2 separate regions of the Mus musculus genome follow, and region 1 is linked to region 2. Evidence: chromatin contacts called from ENCODE POLR2A ChIA-PET data. All regions are on one chromosome and are shown on one strand. The core of a region is the stretch at or near the end of the contact, and the rest is flanking DNA. Distances in the headings are between cores, read along the strand shown.

Region 1 (6,266 bases), core at 3,178-5,677, 120 kb after region 2:
CACCGGTCCTGTGTAACCTTAGCCAGACATCCCTCTATAGGAAGGGACACCGGCTGAAGAACAAAGAGACAACAAAGGGCCCTCCAGCTGCTCCAAGGGGTGTTCTGGGTGGCAAACAGCTGCTTCCGGAAGTGTCACTTCACAGCCTCTCAGCGGAAATGTCTACTGGCTCAGTCAGGATGGAAGATCTTTCCAATTAGGGAAGTTGATGTAAAGACACAAGGTGGGAGTTGGCGCAGCTTCCTGAAGGAGCCCACCTCAGTTGGCAGCTGAGTTCATCTGACTGCACGGACACCCTAGTGTGGTGCACTTGTCAGGGATGTGGGACCAGGTGCCTGGGATGGGTCCTGCTCATTTAATTCTGAATTATGTCATTTCTGGTACTGGGTTAACTTTCCCAAACTAGTACTGATGGAGGGTATAAATATTCCCAGGCAGGGGTGTGGGGGTGTGGGGGAAGGTATGTTTCTCTACATACACACTCATATGCCTTCGTGCTTAGAGGGGGTGGGGCAAGAGTGGAGAAAGGAAGAAACAAAGACTCTCCTCCCTGGAGTCAGCTATGGTCACAACTGCCTGACTCAGGTGGGTGGATTTTCTTTGTTCACATAGTCATATTCTATGAATCCTTGCCTATATCTTAATCCCTCCCTAAAAGGCCACACACCCTATCAGATTAGACCTACCTAAGCGACCTCCTCATTTAATTTAATTGTGTACCTCTTTAAAGATCTTTTTTTCTAGAGTCACACCGGAGAATAGGACTTCGAGGTATTCATTTTTAGGTTATGACATCTCTGAATAAATGTGCTTTCAACACTGGCTCAGATATAAGGAACAGAACTGAGGGCCAGTCTGCAAGATGTCTGTGTAGGTAAAAAGCGCTTGCAGCACAAGGTTGGTGACCTGAGTTCAATCCCCAGGTCTGACCCTGGAAGGAACGAACTGACTGACTCCTGAACAATTGTTCTTTGACCTGCACAGTGTCAAGTGTGCTCTCACTCTCATGTGTGTACACACACACACACACACTAAACTTAAAGATAAACACATATCAAGAAACCATATAGAAAGATTGAGGAAAAAATGGCAGTTGAGTTTTATGAGGCAGACACAGTTTAAAGAACAAGTTGATTTAGAAGGCTTTATTCTGTCCATCACTTGAGGGGAGGGACTAAAATAAAAAGTGAGTCTTATGAAAGGGATGCAGGGTAAAGAACAGGGTGGTGTAAAGAGCTGTTTTCTCTGTCCATCACCTGCCTACCGGGTCTCAGCCAACGCATCTTGCCAAGGCCAGTGACTCAGCAGAGCATGCAGTCAGCAGCTCCTGGATGACAGCCTCCAAGCAGGGACTCTGGGTCTGTCAGCTCTGAGAAACAGAGTAACCATAATGAGCCATCATGACTTGGCTCTTGCTATTTCCCTCTGGAAATGCGTGTCCACTACAGCGTGTCTTTTCTGTAGACTCACACCTTGCTTCACTGTTACAAAGCAGCGCAGTAAGGGGCTGCTAGCCAGGCCTTCTGGCCACACCATTCTCAATCCTGTGTTCTTGTCTGACAACAGTGAGAAGGGTTGGATGGCTCCAAGCCCTGACGGTTGCAACTCGGAGCAGGTACACAGAGGTGTGCTTGCTTTGCAGTATGTTTAAGCTAAAGCACACGTTTTTCTTTTTCACCCAGAAATGAAGTCAGAAATGAGTGGTAAAACCCTAAAGCAGCAGGTGATGGACCCCTACTACAGAGAAAGCTTGGAGCAACCTACCCCAACCTCTGGGGATAGGGGATGGAGGTGGGGATGCAGATATCGGAAGCAGCTAATCTCCCTCACTATTGAAGAGCACGGGGTTGCCATTAGATGGAGCTCAATGAAAGAAAGAGCAGAAGATGCGGGATTTTTTTGTGCACTAGAAAGAGGTTTTCCTAGAAAACCTAGTCTTTCGGAACAGTTAAAGGGGTACAGTCCATCCTTATGTGTGATTTCGCAGAGTAAACTTTGTCACTCTGTGTTATAGCCCAAAGCTTTAAATGTTGACTGTCAAGTGAAGCAAAACTTGAAAGAGTGTGCTCGAAGGCCCTAGGAAGGGATAGGAAAACCCATTAGGATGATCCAGTTCATTTTGTGTGAGAGTTCAGAGAGTACAAGCAAACTCAGATCTCTGCATAATTCATGTAGGGAGGTCTTGTCTAGTTTGTTTCCTTGTTTTTGCTCCTCAATCACTCCCATCGTAAGCATTAGTGTTGGAAGTCTATAGTCTGGATTTGTACAATGATGGGATAGGAGCTGAGCCTGGTTAGAGCACACAGCCTTGTGCTCTCTTACTCAGTGGCTGGAATAAAATTGGAATATGTAGGCTGGAGTTAGAGGAATAGCTTGGAGGTAGAGTGTTTCACCTAGTGTGCATGGGGATCTATATTCCATTCACAGCAACACACACACACACACACACACACACACACACACACACACACACATACATATACACACACCTACAGAGACAGAGAGAGACAAAGAGAGACAGAGACAGAAAGACAGGGATCAGAGAGAGAAAGAGAGAGAAATGGAGACAGATGATAATTCAAAGAGCCTGTTGTTTGGTGAGACCAGGGTGGATGTTGATAAATGTCTGCATTTGGTAAAGGGCAGTGCTACTAAGAAAGGCAGTGCTGTAGCTTTGCTTTTCTGTAATGTTTTACAGGGCTCACTATCTCCTTTGCTGCTCACTGCAGCCAGGTGAAAGAACCAGGCTAATTATCTCCCACCACATCTCAGAGATAAGCAAGCTGAAGCTGCAAATACTTAAGTGATTTTACAAAGGTCACAGGAAGTTGTTAGTGTGGGGCCTGAGCTTTGGTCTTTTGACTCTAAGTCTTCAGACCACTGAGCTAAGTGTTCTTCCAACATCTTGAGTTAGGGAGAACAGAGCTTCTGAAGAGAACAATGGTGTGTATTTAGCCCCAGTGTTTTGGGTGTTAGCCCTATTGACTACGTGGGCCTGGGCTTCTTCTTGCATAGCTGATCTTTGGTAGTCTCTGGCCTCAGTTCACAGTATGACAGTAGCATATCTCAGGCTATGCCATCTGAAAACAGCTCCAACCATCTCTTCCCTGAAAGATGTTGTTCCTCTCTGACTGAAAATTGGTGACTCACTCTTTTTACCACGGTGAATTGCCAAGTCTTGTGGAGACATAATATGTATTCTGGGTGTTGCTTAGAAAAACTGCCCAAAGATTGAATCCAAACTGAAGGTGAAAGCCAAGGACGTTGCGGTGTTAGATTTGAAACGGTGCCTAAGAAGACAGAGGAGAATCCTATGGTAACTGACCTTGTGGTGGGTGTGGATGTGGGGGGGGGGGGTTCATAGGGAGGCCAGGAAAAGGCAGAGGCAGAGAATGCCTGTGAGAAGCTGGAGCCTGAGAACCCTGGAACTGAGTCTATTTCTATCCTTGCTACTAACCGAGCAGTAAGACCTTTGGCAGGTCACTATATTTTTCTGGACATAGAGTCCCCATTCATAAAATAGGGAGGTTGGGATCTCTTGCCAGTAGGTACCTTGCAACTAAATATTTACGTATGCATATGTGATACCTAGTGGAGAACTTTGGGATTATTAGTCTCACATGTTCCTGAATCTAAGTCCAAACAACCTCAAATCAGACATGTTAGGAATTCCACAGCAAAGTGCATAGACAGAAAAGGATAATTAGCATCCTTGCATCATGGGGTTGGATTTTGTTGATAAGTGGGGTGTTGCAAGGGCGAATAGAAAACCTTTTCGGTTTTCAGACACTAGGCTTCAAACCTATAGAAGTTGTACTGTTATAGTTATTCAGTTTCACCATTAATAATTGATTAACAAACACTAATACTAAAAAACCTGAAGTCCATTACACCAAGGGTACACATTTAGAACTCTCTGGAAGGTAGAGTTTCATTAACAAATAAAATATCTACTCCTAATATTTCCTTCCTTGGTTCTTAAATGTCAAAGCTGCCACCGTTCTTAGATCTTGAATTTTTTTTAATCCTATTATCTCATCACTATGCAAAAATTTGTATATGGGGAGAGTGTGGGTGCATTTTGTGAAATCCTTTTCATTTTAATAATAATAACAAATAAAATAAATTTCATGAGCTGTCACCGTGCATGTAGTAATGAAATGTTAATTTATCAAGCTATATCTAACTCATGGGATTCTAGTGGGTAAAATGATGGGTTTTATGAGAGCGAAACCAGCCTGTACTTTGGGGAAAGGCAAGGAAACACAAGTCAGCAAGCGCTGTTCACAAGACAGTGCTGTAGGGCTGCCAGAAGCTCCTGGCTCCTGGCTAGCACACAGATCATTGGTTTGGAGGCAGTCTGACTCCTGTGCAGCTCGGTTCTCAAAAGTGCTATAAATAGCTGCCAAGCAAGCGCTTTCCTCCACTCCATCAGCACTTCCTGTTGTCCAGTGATCACGCTGTGCAGAAGAACACAGTGCTAAATATGCCGAATAGGACAGACGTGCTCACTGCAGTGAAAGGTGACTGCAATTAGAACCAAACCGTCCGTTGTTGGTAAAGCGCTGAGACCGAAATATGCTTGCCTCACTTCATGTGTATGAAGCTGTGGGTGAACCTTCAGAGAGCTGAAGCCACGGAGAGGCCAAGAGATGGACTGGGTGAAAGGCTGAGGAGGAGCAAAGGAGAAGAGAAGAGTTGATGAAAGGGGGTTGGTTATTGGTTGTAGAAATTGTCTATAAAATATCCAGTCATTTGGTTGTCTATTTTGTGTTATTACATACTCAAAAATGGTGCAACCACCTTACTATAATAAATATCAAGTACTGGGATAGGTATTGGGAGTATGGAGAGAACCAAGACATTTGAAACATACAGCTTAGTGGTATTAACAGATAATGAGCAAGTAAGGGAAAGCCATCTAATGTCAGAAAATGATCAATACTCCAAAAGCAACCAGCTACTCAATAACCTAGTATTTGCCCTGGTTAGTTTTCACTGTCAACTTGACACAACCAAGAGTCATCTGAGAGGAGAGAGCCTTGTCTGGGAAATTGCCTAGGTGAGATTGGCCTGTGAGCATATCTGGGAGGGGATTGTCTTGATTATGAGTTGGACCAAGAGGGCCAGTCCACAATGGGCAGTACCACAGGCTGATGGTCTGTGCTGCATAAGAAAACTCAGAGAGCCAGAGAGTAGTCAGCAAACAGGGCTCCTTAAACAGTTCCTGCCTCCAGGTTCCTGCCTTGAATTCCTGCCCTAACATCACACCAGGACAAATTCTGGCCTGTAAACCAAATAAACCCGTTCTACTGAGAGCTGCTTTGGATCACAGTGTTTCATCAGAGCAACAGAAAGAAAAGCAGAAGAGCATTCAATTTGTGTCAAGTGCTTTTGAAGAGATGTAATATTCATATGTATACAGAAACCCACAAGCCTCATTTTGCTAGAGATAATAGCATTCACAGTGATGTCAGATAAATCCCACCTTAACCTACCCATATTGGACAGAATAATAAAGACTGACATTATATTTCCTTCCAACCCTTATCCTACATGTTGCAAAATTCTAATCTCTCTCCTCATGCAGGCATCTTATGTCTGCCTATTGTTTTGTTTTGGTTTGGGTTTTTTTTTGTTTTGTTTTGTTTTGTTTTGTTTTTTGGCCAGGTTGAGATGAAGAATTAGCATTGCATCTAGAAAGCTATGCATGGATACAGTGTTTGTGTCGTTTAGAGACAATGTTTACTTTGTTTTGTCATGTGTATTATTCTTAAAGGTATCCACCATTTGTTTCAAGGAGAAAACATGAAAAATGAAGGGGACTTTAGATGTGTATATACATGCATGTATGATGCTTAGTTACCCTCCTGTTAAACATTTTAGGCTTCACATGACTTTTCTAACATGTGTCATCCTGTTAAGATTGCACTGCCAAGGTCAGCTGAGTAGTTATAGTGTCCTCAGCAAGAAATGAGCCAGATAATACATTTCTAAATGTAGCAATTTTAACAACAATGAACATTTATCTCACTTTGCATAGGGAGTGTACTGGCTAGTTTTATGTCAACTTGACACAGGCTGGAGTTATCACAGAGAAAGGAGCTTTAGTTGGGGAAATGCCTCCATGAGATCCAGCTATAAGGCATTTTCTCAATTAGTGATCAAGGGGGGAGGTCCCCTTGTGGGTGGTGCCATCTCTGGGCTGGTAGTCTTGGTTCTGTAAGAGAGCAGGCTGAGCAAGCCAGTAAAGAACATCCCTCCAT
Region 2 (6,018 bases), core at 3,175-5,674:
TGTCAGGCCAAAGCTGGCTTTCCTGCGTGGCTGCTTTACTTAGATCTAGGACACCCATACCAGAGCCCATCCTAGCAGGTTTGCGCTCCTCAGGCAGTCTGAGGAGAAAAAAGGGGCGGAGTCTAAGTTCATTAGTATTGCAAAAAGCAAAGTAACAATTCGGAAGGCATATGGTTTTAATTATAGCTAAGAACATGCATATCCTTATTTTTCATGACTTCTGTTTCAGGACAGACAGCTTTTAACAGGACCTGAAGCCCCATTTCTCAGTAAAACAGCAGTGCATGCTCTGTGTACGCACTTGCGCTGTTCACGTTGCTCTTCCCACTGTTTTTGTTTCATCAGCTTCTTCAGTTGCCGTTTAGATATTGGCTCAGCCCCTGCATCCACTCTAGGCTCCTGTCTCTCCTCTTCACCGTCACTCGTACCCAGCTTTTCCTCCACATTAGTAGACTCGATGGATGCTGGCAGCATTTCAGATGACATATTCATTGTCTCTGAAAAATTTGAAAAGCAAAAATTTTTTTACACGAACTGGCAACTTACAAAGTAAAATTACCCAAATGGCCAAATGGCCAATAGAGATCACTACATGCTAAGCACTATCATTGATAAAAATGCACATTAGATAGTTAGATTTCATTTATTGGCAAAGATCTTTAACTCTCACTTGACATGAATTAAATACCATTCATTGACTGTCCTGGAAGGACTGAAGAAATAGAGTGTTTACATATACTATAGACGGTCTTCATGTTCTTTCCAGCGTGCAAATGTTTTGAGAGTTATAAAAGCACCAACACTAGTTAGCTTCCGCTGTCAAGGTGACATCGACCAAGACCAGAGTTATGTGAGAAAGGCTCAATTGGGGATTGGGGGGTGGGTAACAACACTGGCTCTGCCCAGATGGCCTGTGGCCATGTCTGTGAGGAGGAGCTGTCCTTATTAGTGTGGGCAGTGCCATCCCTAGGCTGGTGGTCCTGGTCACTAAGCATGAGCGATGGAGCAAGCGGAAAGGCAGACGCCATGGTCTCTGCTTTGCCCTGACTGCCCTCAGTGATGAACTGTGGTCTAGAAGCATCAGCCAGATACCATTCCTTTAACTTGCTTTTGGCCATGGTGTTTTATCACAGCCTCAGAGAACTGAACTACTGTAGATACTTTCTTACCTAGCAATGGTTTCTTAGAATAAATTCCTGTAAGCGAGTCAGAAATGTACAGTAAAGGCTGCATCATAATTTATTCATCCTAACATTTTTAACTGTAAAAAGTGAGAACTTATTTGAGTGTCAGCATAGAGAGTAAACCAATGGTTCTTCTATAATATAGGTTAGTTACTCATGCTAAGCAGCCAGGAAAAATGGTATTTCCAAAATTACTTACTGATGAGAGGTAACAGTTACATTTTAAATCTGAGAGACAATGCAAATACTAATATTCCTTTTATATTATTTATTAAAGCACATATTCACACATACCTTCCACTTCTGTTCATGGGTATCTGGATTTTCTAACTTGAATGATACAAGTTTTCTTTCTCTCTCTAATAAATGTCACTATATATCTGTAAATGCTTTAGCTATGGCTATAAACAAAATATAAAAATTGATTCTGTAATCAGTCCGCAAAATTCTTAGCATTGACCGAAATCAATCTTCATTTAAATCCAACCACACACATTTTTATCCATAACAGCTAGAACTCAACTTGCTGACTGGGGGAAGGCGAACTACACTGAAATATCTTTTCTCTTTAATATGTTCTTAATAACAAGGCTTACAAGTGTTTGCCTACTTGTCCCTGCCTCAGACAAAGCATAATCTGCTAAATAGCATGTGGCCTTAAGAAACATTCTGAGATTCTTCATTCTTACAGAGCTAGCTAGTTAATCTAAGCAAACAAACGATAATCTAAGCCAAAACAAAAACAAACAACAACACAATTACTCTTCGAGATGTAATAATGAGGACAACACTTTTGCAGAACTTAAACAATAGCTTTACTCTATGCTTCTCGATTTCTTTGAAAGTGCAGTGTCACGTTACTTGAAACTCAGTTGACTTATTCCAAACTGAGAGGATAACTGAGTAGATAAGGGATTTCATAGGAGTCTAAAAGAAAATGAAGAGAGTAATTTCAAAGTTACTAACTCCTCTGGTCTCTAGTACTAAATTCCTATGAAAAAAAGCATCTCAAACAAATCTAGCAGAGAGAATATACTGATTAAAGGGATGAAATTGTGTATTATTACTCAAACCCAGATCCAACACCAAAACTTCCCAGTAACCTAAAACCCTGAGGATGGGGGAATTCTGAAGGGAGAGTGCTACTGCACACTGTTGACAGATGGCTCTAAAGGCATTAAATAAAACTCAAAAATGTATATGCCCAAAGGCATGAATAGTGGAAAAAACAAGACTCAGTAATGCAAACTTAAAAGCAAAATTGAAATTAACAGGAAAACATTTTATGAAACATATTTTCAAGAGAGCACAGCTCTGAAACTTGAAACTCAGTTGACTTATTCCAAACCGAGAGGATAACTTGAGTAGATATGGGATTTCATAGAATTCTAAAAGAAAACGAAGAGAGTAATTTCAAAGTTACTAACTCCTCTGGTCTCTAGTACTAAATTCCTATGAAACAAAGCAATATTTATCCGTGGCAATACTTTTCAGTAGTTTCTCTATGTTCAAAATTTTGAAGTGTTGAGCTGCCTTAACTGTGAGAATTACAAAAGCCGTGTTTTACAGCTCTCTGACACCAGGGGGAGCCTTTGTCTTTCACATCTAAAATGTCTCCAGTTAAATTTAACTTGACCTATCACAGAATAGTAACATCTTTGAGCAGCCTATCGTGAGCTTGTCCTAACATTAATGTGTTTTATCAATTCTTGAAACACTGTACTGGGTGTTTCCTAAGCTTTGATTAAATAAGCCAGACTACTGAACAACACATGAAATATGTTTCATTTTATAAAATACATGAATGCAGATAAAATACTAGCTGGCTGTCTTGTTTTGTCTAGACTTCACCAAGATAGCTTCCGCTCCGACTGTCTACTAAGTAATAGAGTAAGAATTTGATGCATTATGTAAAACACGGCACTTTTGAACACACGGCTTTAGTTTGGGTCACGAGGTGAATCTCTATGGCAGCGAGTCTGAGGCTTCTCCCAGACCAGCAGTGATGCTTAAAGCACATTTTAATCCACTAATCCAAGTCTAACAAGTATTTAAGAACATTTTACAGAAAGATAAAACAACTCTGAGACTTTACTTTAGCATATCTTAAAAAGAAAAAACCTGGATGGTTAATTCTTGGATATAAGTTATCAGACAGGATTACAAAACTCAAAACTGAGTAATACTGACAAAGACTATCTGGTGTGGGGAAGAGCATACGTCACTTAATGCCAAAGACAAAAACCCGGCTGTTATCAAATCGACTAAAACGGCCCTCGTAGTCTTTAAGCTTTCTTTTCGGTAACTCTAAAATCAATACATGCCTACTTCAGGGTATTTTTATGTTATTTTATTTTTTTTTATTTTTAAACGCGTTGGTCTGTACCGCAGTAGCAATAGCCCTTTGTTCAGTTGTCAAAGTCCCTTTGGCTTGAGTTCTGGCTTGGGAGGGAATCTCAGGAGAGCTTTTTTTTTTTTTTTTTTTTAAATGAGTAATTTTACATCTCCGGACACGCAACCACATTTTAAACACAAAATATTTCAGTGGCAACCGGTAACGCGTCCATCTTAACCTCATCCTCAGCTGACCACGAGGCCGAGCCGCCTGGGCAGCAACTGCCCCTCGGCGCCCTTACATGCGACGGCCTGACCCAGGGAAGGAAAAAGAGGAAAAGAAGGGAAAACGGCTCGCCTGCCCTCTAGGCGCAACGCAGCGTTGCGACAAGCTACCCTGAGACTCCACATGGCTCCTTTCTGCCACACTTCCGGTAGGGACTCTCCTAAACAACAGAAACCCGGAGCGCACACCGCGGCGACAACCGGGCGCGCGCACGCCCCGAGCGGGGCCCTGCGCCCGCGAACGAACCGCAGCTGACCAATCACGACTCTGGAAGACGGCACGTGAGTGGCGAGGGGCGTGGAAAACGCACACCTGACGCCACTTCCTCCGCAAACCGGCAACTACTTCCCAGGCCCTCACCCTCTACTCCGGAAGCCTTGGTTGCAGCGGAGGCTAGGGTAGCTCACGCTCCTTTGGCATCCGAAAGGATACCAACGGGCAGGGGCACGACAGCCGCAGTGCCATATTTACCGTGCCGCGGGGCCGGTGGGGAACGCCGGGGTGCGGTTAGAAAGCCTTTCTGAAGTGTTCTCGGCTCCACGCGGTCGTCCTCCTTCAGAAACTTCAACTCCCAGAGGCAGAGGCGGTGGTTGCGCGCCCGGTTACGGCACTTACGGCTTACGTCATCGGACTGCGCTAACTCCAAACCGGAGAAAGAGGAGGAGCCTGTAGGGGGCGGGGTCTGGGCCTGGGTTTTGCGGGAATGGTTAGTGGCTACCGCGAGGCGTTTTTCCCGGTCAAGCGTTGCATTTCTACCCACAGGCCTGTGTAAGCTCGGGTCTCGAGGCGAAGATCGCCCCACTGAAAGAAATTGAAATGCGAAACAGACGAAATGCTCTTATTTTTTTCTGCGTTGAGAGGATGATCTAGTATTGCCCAACGTACTTCTAATTTATGTAAGAAAGTTACCAATGGTCTTTCATAAGTGAAAAAATTGTAAACTGAAATTTTTAATAGAAATTCATCGAACTTAGGAATTTTAAAGTTTTCTTTTTATGTCCTTAGTAAAACATAATACTTTACAGTCCATCCTTTGAGGTTTTGTTTATGCTGTTTTGCAAAACACTAGTGATATTTCATCGTTTGTAAATACTTGACCTTATATAATCTTTTTGCTAAATATAGACCAAGTCAACCGAGGGAAAAAGAAAAACCAAACAGTTGGGTAGGTTGGTCTTTTTGTAGTTGTTTTGTTTTAATTTGGCTTTTCTGATGGATGAATCTGTAGAATTTGCAGATAAAAAACTATTTTTCAAATAAAGACCCATCATTAGATTTTTCTTGTTGCTTGACCTTTTGAACTTGTTACAGGCTCTTAAATGAACTGAATCGTCTCTGAATTTAGTGTGTGGGGGAGATCTTTTTTAAACTCTGTTTTTATTTGGAAAAAGATGTGGATCACATGCTCTGTGTTGTGGATCTCTCAAATCTTAGAGATTTCTGTTAACTGAACATTGGCAGTAAAATGTGAATCCACTTATGAGCTGTTAGTAGGGCATCTTTTTTCGGCTGCCTCCGTATCAGGGCAGAGAGTAGCTGAGGGAGGGTTAGTAACTGGATATGGAGCCCTTCACATGTAGGTCATTAAATTCAGGCTGGCAGAGTGGTGTGCCAGATCTTTCAGCAGCTGTTCTGTTGCCCTTATGGGATCTGTCTTTAAAATAACGGTACAGTTTTAGAGGTAATGCCTAGCATCCTTGATATCTAAAAGAGTTTTTAAGTTAGGAGAAAAATCCTCATTTTTATGATGTGACCAAATTTGACTTGGTTATTTGATCTCATGGTTGCAGAATCAATCCAAAGTATGAAAAAAAAAAAAAAAAAAAGGTACGAGTAAAAACTGCAGTTTAGCCAAAGAAGCATATAAAAGTTTAAGATAAAGTCCTGTGATGTAAGGAAGTCATTGATTTATAAAACTCAGGCTTGTTTAACACAGTTGACAGTTCATTGTCTTTGGCTTAGGATTTTGTACAGCAATGACTAAATGATTGTCTCCATCAAAGAAGTAGAGGATCCAGAAGTGAATACATACTTAAGATGCCTGTAGATAGAAAGGAAGACATGAATGTTTCTTGAGCACATAGTGTCGGAGATTTTGTAATTTTGCTCCATCTTGGAAAGTAAACATTTTTTTAAATGAAGAATTTCAAAGCTGGGGGCAGTGAAAGCAAAGAGCCAAACGTGAAGGTTTTACACATTGATGAGCAGTGGTGG

What was found. ChIA-PET counts read pairs that join two places held with the same protein, here RNA polymerase II (POLR2A).
Region 1: POLR2A ChIA-PET joins it to region 2 with 61 read pairs in Patski. The contact joins the enhancer-like site here to the promoter of Trmt10a in region 2. POLR2A ChIA-PET finds 5 or more read pairs at or near these places in 2 of 5 experiments (Patski and embryonic stem cell).

The regions. Positions count from the first base shown.
Region 1 is chr3:138,024,657-138,030,922 of GRCm38, reverse strand. No RefSeq gene overlaps it. Among named protein-coding and RNA genes, the nearest start is that of 1110002E22Rik, 34 kb to the left of the region's middle. Within about 2 kb of position 4,427, at least 1 of the 3 ENCODE cell types and tissues checked has a DNase peak (open chromatin) inside an H3K27ac peak, as active enhancers do.
Region 2 is chr3:138,141,854-138,147,871 of GRCm38, reverse strand. It overlaps Trmt10a (tRNA methyltransferase 10A), which reads right to left and starts at 4,424. Exons shown (of 8, transcript NM_175389.5): 1 at 4,276-4,424; 2 at 302-497. The coding sequence starts at 492. It also overlaps a transcript of Mttp not described here.